2 separate regions of the Mus musculus genome follow, and region 1 is linked to region 2. A link is a loop called in an ENCODE intact Hi-C map of the cell type or tissue named here. Cell type or tissue: heart. All regions are shown on one strand. Links, peaks and the distances in the headings refer to the core of each region. The heading gives the core; the rest is flanking DNA. Region 1 has its middle 47 kb from the start of Rtl9. Region 2 overlaps Tmem164 (transmembrane protein 164).

Region 1 (12,206 bases), core at 1,367-9,366, 230 kb after region 2:
GGGGTTTTCAGCCTTTTTTTTTCTTATCACCTCATAGGCCCTGTCATCTTCTGGACGCTGTGTGAGAGAGGGGGACCAGGCTCTCTCGACCCTCAGCTTTTTGCAGAACACTAAAGGCCAGAGACATGAAGTCTCTCACAGAAACATAGTGATTCTATCCCATTGAGAAGTCCCACATGAAGGTGTTTATTCTGGAAAGTTCACAAATGTGTTCCTAGGAAATCTAGGACAAAATGTTTGAAATCATTTGACAACACAACCTACTAATTGGAGAGTTTGATTACAAAAGGGCTTATTCCTTTGAGACATGTGGGCAGGGATGGCATTCCTTTGTTTGACACAGACAGACAGACACACATACAAGTGTGTGTGTGTGTGTGCGCGCGCGCGCGAGTGTGCACTTGCATATACACACATGTGTATGCGCACATGTACAGACAAAGACAGAGACACACATACACACACATGAGAGACAGAGAAAGAGATAGAGAGACAGACACAGCGAAAGAGACAGACAGATACACATAGAGAGACAGAGAGAGACAGAGCACACTCTGGGTTGCAGAGGCAGCAGAGCTGGTGTACATTAGAGGCATTTAGAGGGACATACTCTACCCACATACTGCAGCTGTCCAGCATTCCCAGGCCCGTATCTGTGATTCCAAACTTAAAAGGGTCCTGAACAAATGAGAGCCTTTATAAGTTGATGACAAACTCATTTGGCAGCCGCACTTGAGCTGGTATGAGACTCCGGATGCTCTTTGTTAATCCCACCCTGGGTGAACACTTCTGTATTTTTGCTCGAGAAATACCTAGGTATTTGATGCCTGGGTTACTTCAGACTCTACTAGAGAAGGTACATACTATATGCTGTACCACACAGTCTCCTTGGAACAAGCGCACGCATTTTGAGTTCTTTCAGTTATAGCACACATACCCCTTTCTTCTGATGATGATCAGGTCTGTGGCTCTCTCCCATTTACCCTGGGAGGTCCACCACAGCCTGGCGTATATAGTCGAATGACGAATGAAGCCAGGCTGTCGGGGCTCACATCTTTAATCACAGCGCTTTTCAGTTGCACTTTGTCTGGCCTAAGAAGCATTGCCTTTAAAAAATACACTTAGGGGGTAAGCCCATAAGGCCATGAATGACTTTCTCCTGAGCATGCTGACTGGCAGTAGGAAGGGAAAAGAGCACTGTCTGATTGTAAGACACTATTAATTCCAGAAAGCTGAAAGCAATAGGTAACACTTGCAATGGGATCCTGAATGAAACAACCACAACAACAAAACCAAAAAGAACCCACCATCACCATCACCAAAGCCCACCACACCATATTATAGGTAATTCGAGCACATCAGCCTGTTATTTTTATCTCAGGAGAACCAGCCCTATGTATACACATCAGTCCCTCACCCACTCTCACGTAGCCCTTAAAGGCCACTTCTGATGACTTAGTTCTTATTAACTGCAGGTGTGAGCCTTAGTCCATCAGGGTTGCTGCAAAACCACTGGATTAAGTGAAACTCCTCACTAATTAGGCCTCTTAGACTTCCTGTAAGTCATGCTTGCTTGCTTGCTTGCTTCCTTCCTTCCTTCCTTCCTTCCTTCCTTCCTTCCTTCCTTCCTTCCTTCCTTTCTTTCTTTCTTTCTTTCTTTCTTTCTTTCTTTCTTTCTTTCTTTCTTTCTTTCTTTCTCTCTCTCTCTCTCTCTCTTTCTTCCTCTTTTTTTTTTTTGGCAGAAGTCAAAACATTTGACTCAGAGGCAAAATGTATTATATCACTATCCAAGAAAACAACAAAACGCATGCGGCAGCACTTTAGGGAGCACAATCCCGTCATCTGCAAGGTGTTGGAATTACCCTTACTTCTCATAGCAGCCCCAAGCATTTCCTTCTGGGGTGGGAACTATCGGAACACTCTGATGTGGATCTGGAGATAAGTCTTTGCCATTACAATGGAAAATCTATTCACTCTGCTTATCTTAACTGTGAGTCAGAGCCTTTTGTGAGGTTTTATGTACGTGCATTTTTCTCAAGGTGCTGTGTGTGTGTGTTTTTCCTCTTAATACAGGTCATTCATTTTGAAAAGGTCACATTATAATTTCTCTAGCCTTTCCTGAGCTAATCCCCCGGGAAAGACAATGTAGGACACGGGAACTGCAGAGGGAACGTGTAAAGGGAGGAATAAGATTGAAATTGAGGCACAGGAGCTCACAGCGAGGGGCCACAGTAGTGAAAGGGCAAAAGATTGGCAGCAGAAACCCAGCTTAACCTATGGGATAGGGAATAGACACTTCCTGTGCCTTGCCATTTTACTGGGCTCCACTGGAAGGTCCCCAGGAACACTGGTACTCCACAGAGGGAGGATCCTTGCCCCTATTGCTAGTATGAAAGGGAAGAATTTGCTTTCAGAGGCTCTGGATATTTTCAGTCAATGCTAACGATGGTCATTTTTTTTGTCCTTTAATGATTATGGGAATCTAAGTTTTACAAAACATTGGCTTGCAGTCAGCTCCATGCCGAGGGATTTACATGAGGCGTACTCGCTGCCTCAGCCTCTCAGTGCTGCTGAGGCTGGCCATCAACTCCTGCCTTTGGCCTGAATGTTGGAATCACAGCCATGCACCTCCAGGAGTAACCGTAGGACATCTCTTTTAACCACCATGACAGTCCTTTAAAGAAGGGGTCATTACTGTCTTCTGTGTTCACAGGGGGGAACTGGTTCAGAGAGGGTGGGCATCCCGACCCATGCTAAGCAGCTAGGAAATGTAAGTGATCCTCCTAATGTCAAAAAATAACCTGGTCCTGGAATCACGCTGTGTAAGTCCTTGAGAAGTCAGTCACCATAATAAACCTGACTGTGTTTTTCCTCTTACCAAATAGCAGAACATCTGGCCTGCTTGACTTTATGAGATTGTAAATACAGCAACTAAAAGCATGAGCTGAACAACTTTCCATTGCTTTGGATTGAGTTTTTTTTTTCTACTGCTTTGAACTGAGATTTTTTTTCCCCCTCCTTCCTCCTGTCCCATCCACTGGACAGTGAGTTCTTCATGGGAAGGCTGTCGTCAATGTTGTACTCTTCTGCTTTCTACATCCCTCAGAGTGTCAGGTACATAGTACATGCTCAATAAATATCGACTGACTGATGAATGTGTGGCCGTCCTGGTCAATTGTTTCTGGGTTTTTTTTTCAAGACCCTTTCTTGATGCCAAGCAGGCAGGTTAGGACCTTAAAGGTGTCTGTTGCCTCAATCTAGTTGCTGTACTGAGGATGACTTTTTAATATTGTGTCCGCACGGGAGCCGACCACTTTCTTCGGCACCTGGATGATTGATGGTGTTTTCCCCTTTCTTACAAAAGCTCTGGCACTGCACAGACACCGCTTGTGGTGATTAACAACGCAGCCAACCTCAGTCCTCTCTGCAGACATGTCTTGAATTCTATAGAGAAGGAGGGGTTTCGTTTAAGGATAGTTCCTAGTTAACTGTACGCCTCCAGCCTGCTTGATGGCTACATCTCAGAATTGCTTTATGGAACGAAACAGGATTGTTTGTTTGTTTGTTTCTTTGTTTAAGTCTTGATGGCTGGGTGAAGAGCTTACCAATCCAGCATTTCTGATTGTGTGGTATTTTAAACCAGGGTGTGGATGCATCTTGGTCAGTGTCATTAAAAACTTCAGTCTCGGTCTAGACATCATATGAAAATGTACAAGGCGGGGCAGGCAGGTCAAGTCTGCCAGATTTTAGCACATACCATTTGCTTCCCAGAATCAGAACAACTGTGAGGGGTGGTGGTGGGGCGTGTGTTGGAGATTGTCTATACACTGTATGAAGCATTTTATATCATTATTTTCCAAATTAGCAAATGAAACTCTCTAAGCAGCATCAGATAGACCCAGAACTACAACACCTCCCCCATCCGATTCTCAGGCAAATATTCTTGTTTTGTTTGCTCTCTCTGTCTCTCTGTCTCTCTGTCTCTCTGTCTCTCTCTCTCTCTCTCTCTCTCTCTCTCTCACACACACACACACACACACACACACACACACACACACTCACACACACACACAGGCTTCACTCTGTAGCCCTGGCTGTCCTGGAACTCACTCTGGTCTCAAACTCAGAGATACCTCTGATGCCTCTGCCTCTCTAGTGCTAGGATTAAAGGTGTGAGCCACCATTTTCTTTCTGGCAGGCAAATACTCTTGACTATAATGCCCTGCAAGGAGCTGGGCCGCTTTCTCAGTTAAGGGGTTTTGTGATGTGGAGCTGGTAGAAGAAACAGCCAAGAGTGGATTACACTCTGTTTTGGTATTTTCAGAAGGGGATTGACTGTTATTTCAGATCCTAGCTACAGAAGTGAGGCACAAGTTCAAACCTTGTGGCTGCATTTGTTCTACTGATTCTCAACAGGTTGGGAGTCTGGAGGCAGTGGTGGTACAGGTGGTCAAAGGTTCAAGTGGAAAGTGAAGGGCACCTCTTGGCACTGGGCCGGATAATAGCTATAGAGGCTGACTTCAATAGGGTGTTTCAGAGACTAGCAACCAGAGTGCAACCCAGAAGGCTGTGATGGAAGGAGCAACCATTGGAAGTGCTGGAGCTTAGGAATCTCATTAGATACAAGGATAAACAAGGACTGAACTCCAGACAGAGGAGGATAGGGTGGGAGCCTGGCCAGAACCAGGTAAAGGCCCTATCCTCCCAGAAGTGAACTGCTACACTGGCTCTCAACTGAGACAATACTGCCCCCTAGAGGGATCTTTGGAAACTACATGAGGGTATTTAATGTCTCAGAAATGACCAAAAAATAGTCAACATCTCACATGGGTTTTGAGTAGATTTCCACTGATGTGAAAATCCAATTTATAATCATGTTACCTCAACTGCTTTTTTTTACAGAACCACAAAGGGTTTTTGTGTTAGTGCAAAGATTATGAAGAGATGGAATAAGGGACTGTTTGCCCCAGGTTGACCTTGAGTCATCCGTTTTCAGACAACGGTCCTGTCAACAGTTGTGCTGTTTGGCAATGAGAGCTATCAATACAACATACCTCTACTCATTTGTGTTTGCAGCCACATCCACCGGGATTTAATGTAAAAGCACACACTTCTGTCCTTGTCATTCAGTCTTTCTATGTGGGATTGATTGTGCAAGCATTTATATGCCAAACACAGTATTTTCTTATGGGTTGCTTTCATTTCCTCTTTCTGTGGATCCTCATTTGTGTCTTTGAACTTGAGGGTAGAGTATAACAGCTATATATTTAATTTGGGGACAGAGATGGAATGAAACAAATTTACATGAGGGTTTGGGTTTTTATTTGTGTGTGTGTGTGTGTGTGTGAGTGGGGTGGGGTAGCGATGCCAGTAAGGGTCAGAACTACTTGTTGGCTTTCTGGGGCTGGGATTGTGGCTGCTCTGCTTTGGCTTGGCCTAGTTAACCGAGGACTGGGCTGGAGGAGATGCATGGTAAATAGTGGGCAAAAGGATGAGGACTAACTAGCGTGGCCTCAAGCACGGGTCTAGACCATCATCATGGTGGGAACATCCAGACATATCCTGAGATGTGGATCATAGAGCCAGGCAGGATTCTGGACATCAGAAGAAAGATCCTAATGCAGATGTTTCCTCGTTGCTAGACTATCCTGATGCCAAAGCTCAGTGGATCGTACAGTCCCGTTATCTCAAGCTGTACTGGGGTCAAGAGACTGAGCTCAAATGGTGCCAGTGGTGGATAGAGGGATAGTTATGCTGACAGGCCGCTAGCAGGCCTCGGAGGCCTCAGACACTGATGACTTGGCTAAAGGTACTTCCCTGTTCAGCTAAATCCCTTTCCATTGTTTCATTTAGGCCACGGTTGAGGAGACTCCAGGGACAGGGGCATCAAGTTCTGTCTTTTCAATGTGTCAACTTTCTATGACCCTAGTAGGTCCTCAGCTCAGTTTGGTCCTCCAAAAGAGCCAGTCCTTCCAGCTCCCATTGTCATTCCTGCTGTTTCACAGCCTTGACCTTCCTCATCAGTCACCCTTTTTGGAATGAGATCATAGCATTGACTCTGAACTCCCTCTGTCCCTCCCATTTTCCTTCTTTCCTTCTTTCCTTCTTTCTTTCCTTCTTTCCTTCTTTCCTTCTTTCCTTCCTTCCTTCCTTCCTTCCTTCCTTCCTTCCTTCCTTCCTTCCCTCCCTCCCTCCCTCCCTCCCTCCCTCCTTCTTTTTTTCTCTTCTTTTCTTCCTCTTCCCTCCATGTCTCTTCATCTTTGGGCTTAGGGTGAAAGATCAGGGTCTTGGGTATGCTAGACAAATACTCTACTCATGAGCTGCATCTCCAGTCCATCCTTCAGGTCTCTTTCTATGATCGCTGTGGCACTTCAATAAGACACCATTAAGCGGGATGAAGGACCTTCAGGTTCTGGGTAGAAGCTGCTGCCCACTCTGCCTGCAGTTGGAGGATTGAAGAGATGATCAAAGTCGCTCTACCTTACTATAAGCAATAAATTGACTTCAGCGACTGGGAGAGAAGCAGCAACATATCAGCTGGGGATGGTGGAGCAAATACTTACTGACATGTCTGGCTGTGTTTTTACATGGAAAGCTGAGTGAAATGATGGAGGCGCTCAGACACCTCTTTTGTTTAAGCATTCAGCTGAGAACCTCCCGGGAACCGAGACAAAGTGTGAGCTTAAGAGCGCTGTTTCAAGGAGCCTGAATGATTTCAAGTCCCAGTTCCCTTTCCTTGTTGCCCTTGGGATCCCTGGTGTGGGTGCCTCTCCTCCGGGTAGGTGACATGAAGATGCCTACATCCTCCAGAAATGTGTAACCAGATGGGTGCCTTGGCGCTATCAAATGTAAGGGACAACCAAGCCATGGTTACGAGCACTGGTAATTTCAAGATAAACCTTTGGGTGTCTTCAAGCCTGTTCAGCTGCATTTGATCTGTGGGACCAACAGGTGAAAGAGGAGAACTGATTGCCTCAACTTATCCTCTGACTCTGCCCCCCCCCATCTCCCTCAGTCTCCTACTCTCTCCCTCTCCCTCCCTCCCCCCCCACACACTAAAATAAATGTAAAAAATGAAAAAAAAAACACTCTAAGAAAAGAAAATCTCTTGGATCCTAGGCCTCTTCTAACTGAGACCTTGGGACAAGTCCTTGCAGCCTCTGAAGCCCCCAACTTATCTCTTTGACATCATTCCAGGCAGCTCCGTGAAAGGCCCTTAGCATGGCAGATGCCCTATCAGCCACTGAAGGCAAACAGTGCAACATTTCTTTCTTTAGACTAGACATGTGCTATTGTGGTACCCACAAAGCTGCTCTAGCCACTCTAACCCCATACTTCGGTGACCTACGTTGCCTCAATGTGACACATTTCAACAGGGATCCATGGGTGTCTCCTTTTTGTGTTTTGTCTTTTGATTCACTGAACTTCTTGCTCTTCAGGAGAGATGCCAGGTCTCAGTGCAAAGGAAAGGTGTAATGGCTGCTAATGAATCATGGTGTGTGGCAGGCAAGGGCGAGCAGGGAATGTTGAAGTTCAAGGGCATCAAGTGATAGAGCCCTAACAGTTATATACATTCATATGGCAATGTCACGGAGTGAAGGATGTTGGCGTCTGTGAACACTTCTGTCACCACTGATTTGATAGTCCCATGCAAAGTTCCGGGGCCTCACACGTACCATGTCTGTGGGAAAGGATTTGTCATTTTGTCCTTGGCATCATTTACTGTAGCAACCACTCCAGCATTCAAAAAGAGAGCTGAGTTTGTATTGCATTCTTTTTCTTCCTCTTTCTCCTCCTTTTTTTTTTTTTTTTTGAAACAGGGTTTCTTTGTGTAGCTCTGGCTGTCCTGGAACTCACTCTGTAGACCAGGCTGGCCTAGAACTCACAGAGATACACCTGTCTCTGCCTCCCAAGTGCAGGGATTAAAGGTGTGCACCACTACTGCCTGGCCTCTATATTTCATTCTTTATCCTAAAATAATTTCCAGCTAGACCAAAGAATTAAAAAATCAATCTTTCTTATTATCAGGTGAGGGGCCTTAGATTAAATGCATAGTGTCACCCCTACCAAACAAAAATCAGAGGAGGGCTGAGTTTGAGGACAGTCTGAGATACATAAAAGCAGTCTCAAAAGGGGACTTTAAAAGACCAAATATCAAATTAGATTATAAAATATCAAAATTTTAGAAGCTAAAAAGCAAAAGCATAGGAGAATATTTAAGTATTTTGAAGTACACAGTTCCAGCAAATTCAGCAAAGAAACTTCAGGAGTTGCAAAGAAAAGATAATGACAGAGATTTATTATGTAGAAATTCAACAACTTAAAAATATGTATCATAAAACCAATAACCACAAAATGATGGCACCAGTAGTAAAAAAAAATAGAGGAAAAGATGATAATTTTTGAAATAAGGATAAAGATATGAGGAATGAGAGGACTTAGTAGTTATAAAATTGCACTGATACTTGATGCTGGTTGGCTAGAGCTAAGAAATTAGCAGTGATTATGAAGAGACCAGCATCACTGAGGTGAAATCTTCTGGGAAGTGTTTTCTGGAAGCACAAATAAGCTGTGTTCCAGAGATAGCCAAGGTTGTACCTCGTGCTGCGGCTGGACTTGGTAATGTGTAAGAGTCACCCGGGTGGTACTGGCTTTGAAAGCGTGAAAGGGTCATGAAGAACAGCTGAGGCTTGGCCTGTGAGAGGTTATGGAAGGCCACTGGTGAAGGTGCAGCCTCAGTTGTAGTTGACAGCCCAGGACTGAAGGGATCATGCAAAGAAGTTGAGGCTTGGCAACATGCAGAGAGCCTATGAGAGGCTATTGGTGAAGCCTAGTTGCAGCAGAAGAACCCAGCATACTGGAGATGCCAGTACCATGGGATGATCACCAAGAACAGAAGCGGCAGTGGAGTGGATCAACCTGAGCTTAGAGTGCTACAGAGGGCAGAGCTGGAGAAGTGACGCCTATGACAGAGACCAGAAGGTCATGTGTGGATCCCAGACATTGGACAGTTGGAATTTGATTTTGCTTTGCTTTCATTGTGACTGTGCCCTGAATTTTCGCTCTTGAAGTAAGAAAGTGATTGGTTTTATTTTTATTTTACTGGAGGTCACAATGGACAGACTATGAGTTTTAAAAGCCTTCTGATTTTAAAAGAAATTGGCTATTCTAAGGGGACTAAAATATTAATGTGTTTGAATTTGTAAAGACTGTAGGACTTTTAAATTATCTATGTTTTTAATGTGAGATCTTGGGGATAAATAAAAAGGAAAGGTTGTGGCTTAAGAGTGATGTGTTTGTGTGTCAAGTTGACAAGGGGTCAGTTGTACTGCCTGGTTTTGTGTATCAACTGGGCATAAGAGAGGGAGGAGCCTCAGGTGAGGAAATGCCTCCATGAGATCCAGCTTTAAGGCATTTTCTCATTGGTGTTCAGGAGTAGAGAGTGCAGCCCTTGGTGGGTGGTGCCATCCCTAAGCTGATGGGTCCTGGGTTCTCAGGCTGAGCAAGGCATGAGGAACAAGTCAGTAAGCAGCACCCCTTTGTGGCCTCGTCATCAGCTCCTGTCTCCAGGTTTCTGCTCTTGTCTGAGTTCCTGTCTTGAGTTCCTTCAATGATGACTATGATCTGAAAGTGTAAGCCCAATAAACTGCCCCCTAATTGCACTGAAATGAAAAAAAATATCTTACAACTTTGGTATGGCTAAGTCAAAAACAAAAACAAAACAAAAACAAACAAACAAACAAACAAACAAAAACCAAAAACCAAAGGATCGAGCAGAGTATAAGAGGCAGGCTAGTCATTGGGATACCAAGTTATGATGGCGTTATAGCCTCTTAAACCCTTTATAAATTGAACACATCATCAATAGAAAATGCAGTGGATATACTTATCACACCGAGCATCATTGCTTAACAACCCAGTACACTGGAGAGTACCAGTTGTGCCACTCACCATCATATACCTGACTGGGGAACCTGCTGCTGCCCAGCATTGTGACAGAGTAGGGAGCAGTGTATCACTAGCCCAAGAAAAGATTCCCATTCAAAGTTGGAAAGATGGCTTCTAGGTTTCTGTAGAATGTGTATGACTTTCACACAGGTTGTATTGAAAACCACAGTGAAACTATGGTGAGTCAGTCCTGTCAATATTATTTGTGAGAGCTCTATTACAAGAAGTGCCCTCTTTCCTTTAGCCCATCTACAGCGATGTGAAATTGCACAGGTGATTATTTGCTTGCTTATTATCTACTTCCCATACATTCAAATCGACTTCATGAAGGATGAGATTTCACTTCGCCACTACCATAGTCCTTGTGCTAGGATAGTGCCTGGTATTTGAGAAAGGAGTGTTGAGGGAATGGATGAGAGAGCTCTTGTAGATTATTGTAATACCGATACGCAATCTACTAGCAGTATACTAAAAAAAAAAAAAACACAGCAAAAATAAAAACACACAAAAAATTTTTATGCCATTTGAAAAGGTACGTAAAACACTAATAATTAAGAGATGCAAATTAAGACAGCGTCAAGGTGATTGACATGCCATTTTCATCTTTCAAATGGGCCAAATTAAAAAAAAAAGTTGCAAAAGCCTAGGCTTTGTGAGGATGTGGTAACAACAAGCACACCCACGTACGCGTGGTGCACATCTGAATAAGAACAACTTCCAGATGGAAATGTCATACTGTCAAAATTCTCCATGTTAAGTATTGCTTGCTCACTAAAAGATTACTTGTAAACAGACATAAAATCGAAATAACCAAAATGGCCATGCATGGTGGCGCACGCCTTTAATCCCAGCACTTGGGAGGCAGAGGCAGGTGGGTTTCTGAGTTCGAGGCCAGCCTGGTCTACAGAGTGAGTTCCAGGACAGCCAGGGCTACACAGAGAAACCCTGTCTCGAAAAACCAAAAAAAAAAAAAAAAAAAAAAAAAAAAAAAAAAAAAAAAAAAAGAAAGAAAAAGAAAGAAAGAAAGAACCAAAAATGATGTGAGTAACGATTTGGTTAACTCATTATAGCATATCTAAATAGCACAGTCATACACTTTTTTGTGATTCCAAGGAAGAACTTGGGCTTGGGGGCTAGGGAGATGCCTTGGTGGGCAAAGTGCTTTGCCACTCAAGTACAAGGATCTAAGACTGAATCTCCAGAACCAAGGTAAAGCAGATACCCTAGGTTACTCTGTGGCTGCCACACATATGTTGGGGTACACATGTGCCCACACATACATGAACACACACAATTCATATATATATATGTATATAAAACTTGGGCTCCATTATTATCACACTGCCTTTATGTTGAAGATGTTTCTAAACACAACTTGATTTTCTCACCACCAAAAACGGGGAGAATTGTCATAAATCTCCACCATGAGGTTATGAAGAGCAAATGAGACAGTGCTCACAGTGGATGCTCTGGTGACAACTAGCACGGAGCAGCTAGCTAATAGTTGCTATCCAGGTCTATTCTAGTTAGACTACGATTGGTGACAATGACAGCATCTCCCCAAATAAGGACAAGCTTGATCTTTGTACATGGACAGGCAGAGATGCTCAATAGAGCATTGTGACAAAAATCACATTGTAGGCTATGATTTCTGTTAAGGCTATTGCACGAACAGCTCTTGCTTTTGGCAAACAGGCTCCAGGAGATAGATTTTCACCTTAGTAATGATTAGACTCCTTTGAGACAAGCATGTGTTAGTTTTATAATAAACAAAAGATGTAAAGAGGGGGACAAAATCTCCATTTATAACTTCAAGGACAGTTAATCCCACCAGGCTTCACATCCCCCTGTCCTTGGCTACAGCCCAAGTGCTAAGCCTTCCTGTCCTTGGCCCGTTCTCTCCCCTTCATCCTCCCACTGCACCCCCGACCCATCGAATTCCCCACTACTGCCCCTTTCCACTCCTCTCAGTGCCCTCTAGAAGTGTCACCCCACAATCGACTCCCTGTTTACTCGGGATAAACTTTCCTACACAACAATCTTAGGTCTGCCTTCCCTTCTGGAAGTGCTGAAACCTGAGTCGCGCCACCGAGTTCACAGCTTTGCAGGCAGCGCCCTCTAGTGGCCACTTCCCGCACTCCTCCACTACAGGCACCCTGGGGCTGGGAGGTGGGGTCTGTGCTCCAGCTTCCCCTGTCTGCTTCCAGATCGTTTAGTTCTCCATCCTCCGCCAAGAACTCCTCCTTCTAATGCCATCT
Region 2 (12,206 bases), core at 2,493-10,492:
TATAATAAAAATGGCAGTACTTTCTCTATCACATAAGTAATGACAGGTATTCCTTCAAGTGTTAGCTCATTTGACCCCAACAAAACTTGTCAGGAGGCGTCCCTGGTATCTTCCATACGCTTGGGAGGAAATGGATGTCTAGTCAACGGCAGGTCCATCATTTGCACTCAGGACCGTGGATTGAGCCTGTTTCATTTTACACAGTAACATGGGGTTATAAGAGTAAACCATAATTTTTTTGTTGATGTGCATTTGGGTTGTTTTCACACAGATGTAGTAGACAATGCTTTTTCCACTCTTGCATTTTTGTCTGTCTGGTGGGTGAAAACCAAACCAAATCAAGCCACAACAAAACAAAATAGTACAGTGAACTTGGAATGCAGCCGAGCACTTTAGAGACATGTTTCTCGTCTGCCTGTCTTTCCGTGCTCGAGACAGAGCCCACGACTGATGTGCGGCATGCACTTCCCCACTAAGCCATACTCCCAGAACCTTCTTACAGATGTGGCGGATTATATCTGCTTCCCCAGTCTTTGAACTCCATGCGTCTCCTCAGTGCTCATGTTTCTCTTCTGTCTTCAGATGGGGTTGCAGTAGCTCCTTTACATGTGGATATTAGGGGTTAGCAGGTTAGCAGACATGGCCCCCAGAATTGTCTTTGAACTTTATGGTCTTATTTATGCAGATTTTTTTTTTTTTTGTAATTTAACTGTATGTGTCTTTAATTCCTTGGCTCCTGGATTTTGAGTTGTGTTAAGAAGTCCTTTCTCCCTCCACGGTGCTATATAAACACAGTAATCCTCCAGTATTTATCTGTGGGGGGGATACAGTCCAAGGCTCTCCAGGTGGGTGCCTGTAGGTAGCATCAAACCTTGTATACACTTGTGGTTTTTTTTCCTTTGATAATGTCTTAAATTAGGTTTAGTAAGGGGCTAATAAATAATAGCTATTATTAAAATAATTTCAAACTGTTATCTCTAGAGCCACTCCCAAGGGGTCCAGCTTTGGCAGTCATCACGTTCAGTGGTGGCAGTTGGCTCCTTGTGGTTTTCCATTCACCTTAACAGCCCCATTCCACTAGATTCTAAAGTACTAAATACTTTTAAAGTATTTCCCTATTTAGGAACTTACAGTGGTTCTCCTTATAGCCAGTGGCCCAAAAGACCCCGTGTAACCCAGCCTGTGACTTTGCTCCATCCCCATTTGTTTTAGTCCCTTCCTTGCTGTGTAACATCTTGCTGATAAGGGAATCCTTTGTGGTACCCGAGCTTCCAGTTCCCATCTCTGCATGTGCTTCCAGCCCTGCAGCTTCTGCTCTGACTAGTCATTTCCCTGTCAGCCCTTGGCCTGGACAATATTCTCTAAACTCCCCTCAGCTATGGCCTTCTCCATGGAAGAGGTCCCTCTTTCCCTCCTGCTGCCCTCCTCCTGGTGGGCTGCCTAGCAGGCGTCTTTTGGCGTCTTGGTAGCCAGCAGCCCCTGGAGCCCAGGGGGTTTCCTTTTTGTTGTTGGTTTGAGCACAGAGTGGATGAGTGAAAGCTCTGCTCAGACTGTGTTCATGCACAGACACATACATGGAATAGGAGCTGCATCTTCTAAGCCAACTTTTACCATCTATGTGCGGCACATTTTTTTTTCCTTTTTCCTTTGACTTAAAGAATCTTGATCTCATTTAATCCCCACATGTACGACTTATGAGAATCTAAACCGCCTGGGGCCAACAACTTTGAAAGAAAAGAAAAAGTATAATCATCCGCATTAACTGTAAGGAAAGTGAGGTGTTTCAGTCAGTTATTGAATATCAACAACAAACTACAGTTTCTACAGTAGTCAAGCGTATTTTCCCTTAATGTAAAATCACTGATCTCCTCGTATATTACTGTTGCTGCAGGTAGCTCAAAAATGCATTCGTATTTATCCGTGCCTCAACTTTGACATGCATATTTGCTAGTCAAGAATATTTCAATAATTAGATTTTAATATGATTGGTTTCTTTTGTAACTCTCAAAGTCTTATGCTTAAAATTTTATTCAAGCCTGTGGATATAGCTCAACTGATAGGGCTTGACCTACCAATATATGAAGCCCTGGCTTCTATCGTCAGTGCCATAAAAACCAGATGTGGTAGCACAGGTTTATAATCCTGGCACTTGGGGTGGTGGAGACAGAAGGATAAGGATGTCAGGGTCATCTATGGGCACATAATGAGTTTCCTTCTAGCTCTGCCTAGACATCTCTCTCTCTCTCTCTCTCTCTCTCTCTCTTTCTGTGTGTGTGTATAATTTGTCTTTCGACTGTGGTTTTGATCATGCAAATTTTCTTTGTAATTTACATTTATCTGCCTCTAATTCATTGGTTCCTGGATTCTGGGTTGTGTTAAGAAGTCTTTTCCTACTCCATAGTGATATATAAACATGTAGCTATCCTCCCTTACTTATCTGTGGGGACACACACACATACACACACACACACTCATTCTGAGAGGGAGGAATAGTTATGCCAACTGCTACAGGCCTATGACATAGGAGCTAGTGCGTTGAGGTCTCTTTGTCTTGGTCACATGCAAGCTAGGGTAGTACTAGGACCTACCTTCCTGATTGTCATGAGCATGACAAGTCCTTACCACCCCCCCACCCCACCCCCACCCCTGTGCATGCATGGTGTCTCCTTACTATAGCGATTATTATTCACCACTAATTCTCTTGCCTCTCATGAATTTATATATGTGTCTCTTTACTAGACTGTGGGCTCCGGGGCCGTGAGGATTTAGCCTTGATCAATTCTAAAGCCACAAACCCCTGCAGGGACAGATTGCATGATTAGCTGTGGATTTAGCAGCTTCTGCTCCCTTCTTTGAGATGCTGATTTCTCCCCAGGGCCAGATGCTCCTCCAGCTCCTGTAGAACTTGTTGCTTGGGCCCCTCTGCTTTGCCCATCTTGGAGGCTACTTTCCTGTGGACAGGCAGTGAAATCTGAGAGCACTTCAAAGGAATATGGCCCGCATCAAATTCCTTCTTTTCAGAGCCCTTCTAACTTGTTCTCCTTCCTTGTCCCCCATTGCCCTCCACTTCAGCCCCCTCCATTGCTTCGTGTTCCCCACTTACCAGTTCAGAAGTTCTGACTTCCAGCTCCTCTACAGTGCTAGCCCCTTTTTGGCCCTTCCTCCCCACCTCCATCCTTCAGCCTAGTGGAGTTTCTCATCCTCTAACATGGGGGCTACTTCGTTCTCTCACTTGCATCCTGGCTTCTCCCATACCCTTCCTGTCAACCATCCTGTCTGTTCACCAGATCATCAGAGCAAGCAGCTCTGATCGGATTTTGTCCACTGCGTGTAACTCTCACATTGGATTCTGTCCATGCCCATTCCTTCACACCACATGAAAGCTCACTTACAATCTGACCTTGCATGGCTCCATCTTCTTTCCCATTACTCGGACTCTGACCCATTACACTTAGTCCTTTGAAAGCAACTGATCTGCTGTTCTCCACCCACCCACCCTCCTTGCCACACACACACACACACACACGTTCCCCTATAACCCTATGGACTCCAGGCTCTCCCCACCCCTTTATAATTTAGCTTTATAATTTAGCCTTTTGTTCCAGAGATGCCTCGCCCTGAGGCGACTGGAAAGCACACTTACCTTTAAGTGCCTTTTTACTGTGTGCTTTGATGGTAGCCATCGCCCCAGCGAGGCGATGTCTATCTGTGTTTCACCACCAGGTGGCAGCAGTCACACATTTTTAATCTCAGGAGCTATGACAAGTTTGGCTATTTGTTTATTTGTTTTAAATCACTAAATGAATAATAAACATTGATTAAGTTAATAATTTTTTTTATACTTGAGATGCTGTGGGAGCAAGAGTGACAGTGACGTCAATGAGTCTTCTAGGATTTGGGTATAGGTGACAGGGCCACTAACAGAGAAGGCATATTTTTAGGAAGTGACTTATTTTTTTCTGAGTGCTGTAACAAAAATACCATTCTGGAGGCAGGGAAGCCCAAGATCCAGGTATTAGCAATCTGGTGAGGGCCCGTTTCTTCATGGGTACCGCTGTCTGCATCCACACATCCATGCATGTGCCACAGATGAACAGGTCCCTTTTGACCCATTTTATAAGTGTGCTGATCTCATTTATAAGGACTCTACCCTGTAATGCCCCACCTTCTCGAACCATCACATTCACAGTGAGGTTTCAACACGAATTTAGGGGATACATGTTCAACCTGTAGCAGAAAGGACATGGTCGAGCTTGAGTAATTCCTTCTAACCTATTCAGGCTGAGTTGTCTAGAAGACAGCAGGAAAGAAAGTTCTAGAACTGTTCAGGGAATTCTGGGAAGGGGTTGACTACAGTGCTGTTGCTATAGAAGTAGTGGTAGAAGCTTTGTAATGGATGAGGTGTTCCAGGGAAGCTAGGTAGCCTGGGGAGAGGTGGGAGGGGAACCAGGGCGTGGAACCCTTGGGATAAAGCAACCCTGAGAAGGTGGACAAAGAAGAAAATGCTGTCGGGAGATTGTGGGAAGGGTTGGAGCAACAGGAGGACAGCTGAGTTGTCCTGAAGCAAAACCAGTAGAAATTTCACTTGGCTAGCAGTAGCTAAACCACATGTGATCTGAGAAGTGCTGCAAGATCAGGTCTCTGGAGAAGAGTGCGGGGTGAGGGTCTGTGAGCATCGAAAAACCAACGGAAGAGGTTTCCCTTCACAGCACTCCCGTTTTCCTCTCCTCGGCTCTCCTTTTCCTCCCTTCCTCCCATTGTCTCCTCTCCCCGGGACTGGCTCCATTCAAACCCCACAACAAGGGCAGTAGTGTGAGAGAGTGTTGATGGTATTGAGAAACAGGGGTCGGTGAAGTGCGAGGTTTTGACACTGCTGAGATGGTGCACTGGAAATGACAGTGACAAGAGGACTAGGCATCGAAAATGGAAGAGGAGTCTAGGTTTTTTGAGCACCGCCCATAAAATTGTTTTGTGCGTGTGTTCACGTGTACATGAGTGAGCAGGTGCATATATACAATGGATGTGTGTACAGGCCAGAGGTCAGGCTCTAGTGTTGTTCCTTAGGTGCCATCCACTTTGTTTTTTGAGAAAGGCTCCCTCTTCTTTAGAGTTCCCTAAGCCACTTAAGGAGAGGGGGGATTTGCTGGAAACATCTCATTTAGGACTGAGTGTTCTAAAGTCGCTCATTCTTCTCACATTGTCCAGCTGTGGGTCTCTGTATTCGTTCCCATCTGCTGCAGGTGGAGGCTTCTCTGATGATGGCTGAGCAAGGCACTGACCTCTGAGTATAGCAGAATATCTCTGGGAATCCTCTTATTGCTATATTCCTTTAGCAGAACAGTAAACACCTGTTTTGTTTTGTTTTTTTGCATATGGGTTTGTAAGGCCATCTTACCAACTGAGCTATCTCAGAACTCTTTCAAAAATGATTTTTATTTTGTATACATGATATTATTTTATTATTTTTGTGTATATAGGTGTTTTGCATGCCAAGTACCTGTGGAGTCCAGAAGAGGGCATTGGATCCTCTGTTACTAGAATTACAGGCAGATGGGTACTGGAAACCTGGGTCCCCTGGAAGAGCAGCCAGAGAATGGAAGGTGGTTCTAGCTATAGCAGGTCCTGTCTTCCTCCCTGTCCTGGCAGAGGCACTGAGAAGGCACTGAGTAGAGAGAAGGTATACAGGTCTGTTTGTCCAAAGGCTGTCTGTACTGATATGCGCATGATAGAGGCGCATGCTGTGCACTGGGTAGTTAGATGGCCTGTTTTCAAGTTTTGTTTCTATTCCATGGCAGTTGTGTGAGCAGTCAAGTTCCTTAACTTCTCTGTACTCCCCAGGGCCAGATGCTCCTCTTGCCTGGCTCTCCAGCTCCTGTTGAACTTGCTGCTTGGGCTCTCTGCTTTGCCCATCTCAGAGGCTAGTTTCCTGTGGACAGGCCGTGCAATCTGGGAGCACTTCAAAGGAATATGGCCCGCATCAAATTCCTTCTTCCGTTGCAGGGTTGTAACGATGCAGTACGTGCATCGTCGTGTAGAGCGTTTTCAATAGTGCCTGGTGCATAGGCAGTGGTGGGTTAGTTGTTCGGTATTATGGGGATGGCTTCTGCTTGCCAGTGTACAAAGGCCCTGCCTACTCACCCAATACAGTTGAGTGTCCATGGTTTCTTCCGCTCCCACCGTTAGCATGGGATGCCTTGGGAATTACCGACTGTAGTTCTGTAAGGAGACGGATGAAAAGTCCCTTCTGTCCACTAGGCCAAACTTAAGGGCTGGTGCCAGAGGCTAAGGTCAAAAGAGTCCAAGCTGGGCTGAACAGAAGGGAGGTCTGGAGAGAGCAGAGGAACAAGTAGGTATTGTGAGTGTGTGTGTGTGTGTGTGTACGTGTGTGTGTGTGTGTGTGTACGTGTGTGTGTGTGTGTGTGTGTGTGTGTGCATTAAGGGCAACAAGGGAGTTGGTAGTTTATAAGGAGGTCTAGGAGCCCATACACTATAAGGATGAGGACATGAAAGCTGAACCCTTTGGAGGTTGTGGTCAGATTTTCCTCTCGGAGGTGGAGCCCGTAAGTGTGATGACAGATGGCAGGCTGTGAGAAACAAGGTCCAGCAGACCTGTGGAGGGTCAAGATGCCACAAAGTGAGGGCTCTGGAAGAGGCACCCACGCGGATGTTGAAATCCCCCCCCTGAATGCTGTTAGGAAAGAAGACAGTGTCAAAAGGAGGGCTGCTATCTAGGGTGAAGTTCATGGTGACCCTGAGGAGAGCAGTGGTGACGTGCGACCTGCAAGAGTGGGATCTTGAAAGGCACAGACACCCTGTTGCCCCTGCCAAGCACTAGGTGTCTGCTCTGTTAACTATGTCTGTGACTTGGTTGCCACTGGCCAACACAGTCTGCTGCCTGTTACATCAAAACAGCTGCAGACCCCTCCATATACTGCCAGTGCTCATCAGCGCTTTGAAATTAGGGTGATTTGTCAGATTTGCTGATAAACCTTACAGCATGCATGCATTTATAAAGAAACATACCTAGGTTACAAAACAATAGAGATAATTTGATAATTTCTTTTAACTTTGATACCTTTTATAATTCTTCGTTCTTTACTCTATGTTTTTCAAACATAAATGTAGAAAATAAGAGGTGTCTTTTTCTAAATATCCCCCTGGTTGCTGGCCCCTCTTTGCCTGGTCTCCAGGCTGCAGGAAATCTCTCTTGTGTACACTAGAGGGCGCTCTAGCTTCAGAATTATCAGACAGGGTCTTTCTGTTCTTTTCAGGTGTTAACAATTCAGCAGCCCTTGGGTCCATTTCTGGAGACTGGGGTTTAAGAACCCTGGTGTCCTGTGATCTGGAAAAGCTACTTCCCCATTGGCTTCCAGTTTCCAGTTTCGTTATCAACCTGAGAATTGAGGCACAGCCCCTCTGCTGGGTGGTTTCAGGACCCAATAGAACCAAAGCTCTTTGTTTGCCTTGACATTGACCCTAAGGTCCTTCACCTCAGTGGCCCATCCTGGCTGGCAAAGGTTAAGGTTCTGGGAAAGGTCTTAGCATTAGGATTGAGTTGGCGGTGAATTGGAGTGGGGAGCCAAATGGAGGGATGTAAATTGTGACCAAGGGCTGAGACTTACACAGTAGAGCAGATAGGAGAGTCTCCGAAGGCCATTGGCTTTTCCCTACTAAGAAGGATGCCACTGGGGTTTTGTGGGAAAAGCTTAAGTCACGGGTTTTCTGCCATAGTTTTATCACCTTGCAGGTTCCCACCTGGCTAAATTATTTGTTCCTTTACTGGTGATTTTCTCCACTAGAGCTTCAGGCTCCAGGGTTCTCCCTACGTCAGTGGACCTCCAGTCTTGTCACAAACCCCACATTTTACATCACCCTAAGGTGCTTGTTACTTAAGTAGGAATTGTGGGATCCACCCCTACCTCCAGGGTTTGAGTCCCAGGAAGCAGGTCCTAAGAACCTGCCTGCATTTCGTACAGCTTCCTCCGGGACAGTGTAGCTCGGATATCAGCAGCATCACCTGAACCAGGGAACCTGCTAACAATGCGGGTCCTCCGATTCCAGATTGGAGGCCACTTCTCAGACCGACTGAATTCAAAACTGTAGGCTGGTGTCCAGAAAACTGTGTTGTAATCAGCCATGCAAGGAGTCCTGTGCTGTGGAAGATTGAATCTCCACCCTCAGAATGGCTGAGACAGAATGAACATTAAGCCTCAAATGATCCAGGAGTTGGCCTCCCCTTGCTCACAGCTCACTCACCAGGGACTCAGTTTGTGCGCAGTGCCTAACAGGGCTTTATAGTGGTGTGTTAGGTTTAAGTAGCACTTCGTTCGGTTCAGCGTCTCTGAGACAGAGATCGAAAGTCAGTCAGGGGCTCCTGAGTCTTCACAGCCCCAACTTCCATTTAGCCGGTAATGAAAACCTGCCAGTTTTACCTCCCGATCCCTTCTGATCCGTCTGTACTAGACTCTCTGAGTTCAGATTAGATCACCCCTGCTCCAGCTCTTGTTGTAGCTTCCTCCACGGTCTCCCTACTTCTGCCTTCCCTTTCAGTTTACAAACTTGCTGATCAAAGGGTACTCTGAGCCTCAGAAGTCAGAGGGAGCTGTCGAGAAATGCAGAGGCTCTGACCTACTCTCCCCAGACCACCCGAATCACTCAGCCTCCATTTTAATTCAGTCCCAGCATGATCTGTGATTCTCCAGACCATATATAAAGTAGGATGCTGTATTGTTGAACTGGCCCCCACCCCTACTCTGTCTCTATCCCACAAGTCTAATGAAGAGGTAGACTATATGAAGTACTTCAGTTCGGCACGCTGGCTTGCACATGCCATTCTTTCAACAGATATTTTTGAAATCCCCACTTGCTGTCTGGCCGTGTAGTAGCTGCCGAGACCGAAACACAAAGAGCAAACCCAGTCAGTATCCTCGCTTTCATGGACAGCACATCCATGTGGGAGGAGATGGACAGGAAAGAAATAGAGAAATGCTACATAGGGTACTTAAATGTTAAGTGTGATGCAAGAGGCGATCTTACAAAGGAAAAGTATGTGATGCTGCCGCCTGGGCACGGAGGGCTGCTCTTTTGAATGCAATGGCCTCATTTAAAGGAAAGGTTTCACTGACAATGTGACATTTGAGCAAAGGCTAACTGGCAAAAAAAGCAAGCCCTTTGATCTCTATGGGAACGATATGGCAAGCTGGGGATATAACAAGTGTAATGGCCATGAGGCAGAAGTGTTTTCAGATTATTCCAGCAACTAGGTATAAAGCACTGTGGTGCCAGAGGAAGGAGGGGAAACTAGTCGGACATGAGGTTAAAGATGATAACCGCACCAAAACTAGCTAAGATAGGTGGTTGAGAGGTCGTTGGAGGAGGGGAAGGCCAATGAGTCTAATGTAAAGTTTTAAAGGGTTGCTTGCTTGCTTTCCATAATAAATTAGGGGGCAGATGATGGTGGCTCAAACCGGGATGCAGTACAGATAGGAAACAGGTGTTGGGTTCTGAGTCTGTGTTAAAGGGCCAGCCAACCGTTTGTGGATAGAATCAAGTATAGGATGAGAAAGAAAAAGAAGAAAGGGTCAAGAGTGAGTTTAACCTTTTTGACCTGCTTAATGAAATGAATGGCCATTTACTAAAATAACCATAAAGGCTTTGGGGCTTGTGTATTGCTTTGCTGTTGTTGTTGTTGTGGTGGTGGTGGTGGTGGTGGTGGTGGTTTGGTGTGTTTGTGTGTGTGTGTGGGAGGGTATTGTTTCAGTTAAGTAATGTTAGGTAATACCATCCCTAAGACTTAGTGACTTCGAATTTGTTCTTGCAATGTGGGAGCCCATTGGCCTGTTGTTTATGGACTGATCATCTAAGATCATTTGTAGATTGAAGCTGTGCCCCACAATGTGATGCTGTGTCAGATTTGGGTCTTTGTGATGTAGTTAGGGTTAGATGAAGCAAGAAGATATTCTTTCATAATGGAATTTATGCCCCTGTTAGAGAGCAGACCTTGAACTGGCACCCCTGCCCTCTTGTCTGTCATGTGAGGGAGACATAGCAAGAAGGTGGTATCTATAAGAAAGCAACCACCTAATACTTTGACTGTGGACTTCTTAGCCTTCCAAAATAGAAAATAAAAAAATGAAAATAATTTTTGTTGTTTAAGATGTCTGATCTGTGATGTTTGTTAAAACAGCTTGAAATGACCAAGACATTCTTCTGGACCCAGCTGGGACCCTGAAATGGTTGGTCCTCTCTGTTCACCCAGCTGTTACTGGCATGTGGACCTCTGAGTAGTATTTCAAAGAGGGCAATCCCCAGGACCCAAGTACACATCAAACCTCCTATTGAATTTTCCCTGTTGAGGTAGTCCCCTTGGCTAAAACCTGATATAAGTGGGTTTCACAGAGAGCAAGAAGAGACAAATTTGGGATAAGGAAAATAGAGCAGAGTATTTAATAAAAATATGTGAGTTAAGTATATAATTTCAGGTGTTCATATTCACACTAAAAATACAAAGACAAACAGGTGGAACTAATATTAGAAATATACCTTATTATATATAGTTTATCCAAAAAACTACCATTCAGAATAACCAATATAAAATTATGGCTGGGCTATTTTAGTAGATATACTTTGTACCAAGAGCACAGCTCAATTCAAACTAGCTATATTAGCTATATTAGGAGCTCTGGGTGACACGTGACTAGGAGCAACCACTTTGGCCAGGCCAGATATAGCCAATGCTATATTTGTTGTAAAGATATTCTATCTTTGTTTTAATGGAGAGACAAGCAGTTACTGGGAGCTCTCAGGAGCTGTCAAGTGCTTGTTTTCAAATGAGAGCAATCTCTACATTTAGTTTGTTTTCATGGTCACCAGACTTATCCAGTAGGAAAGAGGAAGCAAGTGTTGTAAGAGAAAGAATTGTGGAGTGGTAGGTAGATGGAATAGTATCAGGGTCCCAAAAGGAAAGTCTGGCCTTGACTGAGACCCTCTCTTCATGATTCTTCTGGGTTGCAGAGATGAAGGCAGAGCAAAACTGGCAAGTGTTAATGTGTGGGTGTTTATTAAATGTGCTTGTGAGGGCTCAGGGTGTTTTGTGTAATTCTCTTTTTCTAGGCGAAGCAGGAAGTACCCAGGTCATTGTTTGACAGTGAAGCCAGGAGGAAAGTATTAGAGGTTCGAGAAGAGAGGAGAGGATATTAAATTGTGACCTCAGAAAGCGAGAGAGTGAATGGGCAGGGGAATATAGTGTGATTGCCTGGCAACATGAAAGATGCACTTCAGGTCTGTGATGACAAATTGGGCATGAGGGTAGTCAGTGCCGCTGTTTTTCTCCAGCCATGCTAAGCTAGGTAGGGACAGGCAAGGGAAGACAGAGGGTGAATTTAACCAGGGCAGAGGATTTGTTTTTTTCTAGCCATAGTGAGAGGAGACAAAGGTGTCAAGGAAGATAATCAGAATAGCAGGACATGGGATTTAAGAAAGGAAAGAAGGGCTGGAATCCTAGCACTTTGGGAGGCAAAGGCAGGCAGATCTCTGTACGTTCGAAGTCAGCCTGGTCTACAAAGAGAATTCCAGGACAGCCAGTGCTGTTATACAGAGAAACTCTCTTAAATATAAGAGAGAGGGAGAGGGCGAGGGAGGAAGGGAGAATGTTGATTCTTTTGGTGTCAAAGACCAGGTGGAGTCATGGTTCGAAGAAGTGATCGGGAAGGGAAGACAGTGATGGCTAAAGGGGAAATGTTTGTCTTTGAGCTCAGAGAGAGGATGTAGCTGTTCCTACTCACAGGGTCTCAGGCTTGCCCGTGAAAGTGAATGACTGAAGTGTGGTCATGGAGACAAGACCATGGAATTGAGTGGATCCCGGAGGATTCTTCCAGGGACCCGGAGCAGTGAGCAAGAATTAGGAAGGCAAAGGTTTGACAGAGTGGCACCAAGCCAGGTAGCAACATTTTCAGAGCGAAAGGGCCACTGTTCATCATCTGTAGTTGATGGCGGAAGGCAGAAGTACTGGGTATCACACTGGCAGCGGTTAGGGGTTAGCAGTCTGGAAAGAGCAATGAAAAGCAAGCAAATGAGCACCGCTCTATCGAGCATGGCCCCATGGGGTTAGGGAAAGGAGACCTTAGAGGGCTGCTGAGGCAGCAGGTGACTCTAGAGGGACAGGTTCATTGGGTAAAAACAAAAGTTCCCAAGTCAGGTGTGGTGCA

Evidence for each region. Peaks named below come from ENCODE experiments on the same cell type or tissue, not always from the same donor. Only the 100,000 strongest peaks of a DNase experiment are listed, where the experiment ranks them.
Region 1: a loop joins it to region 2, with 6 times the contacts of the local background. A loop is called at or near these places in 41 of 42 quality-filtered maps.

Annotation. Positions count from the first base shown.
Region 1 is chrX:143,046,949-143,059,154 of GRCm38, forward strand. It overlaps a transcript of Rtl9 not described here. Among named protein-coding and RNA genes, the nearest start is that of Rtl9, 47 kb to the right of the region's middle. In heart, for the core only: a CTCF peak has its summit at 4,758 (motif pointing left); no DNase peak of the experiment used is centred there.
Region 2 is chrX:142,814,772-142,826,977 of GRCm38, forward strand. All of the region lies in intron 5 of Tmem164 (transmembrane protein 164), which reads left to right. Among named protein-coding and RNA genes, the nearest start is that of Mir652, 82 kb to the left of the region's middle. In heart, for the core only: CTCF peaks have their summits at 3,723 (motif pointing right) and 7,211 (motif pointing right); no DNase peak of the experiment used is centred there; H3K27ac peaks cover 602 bases.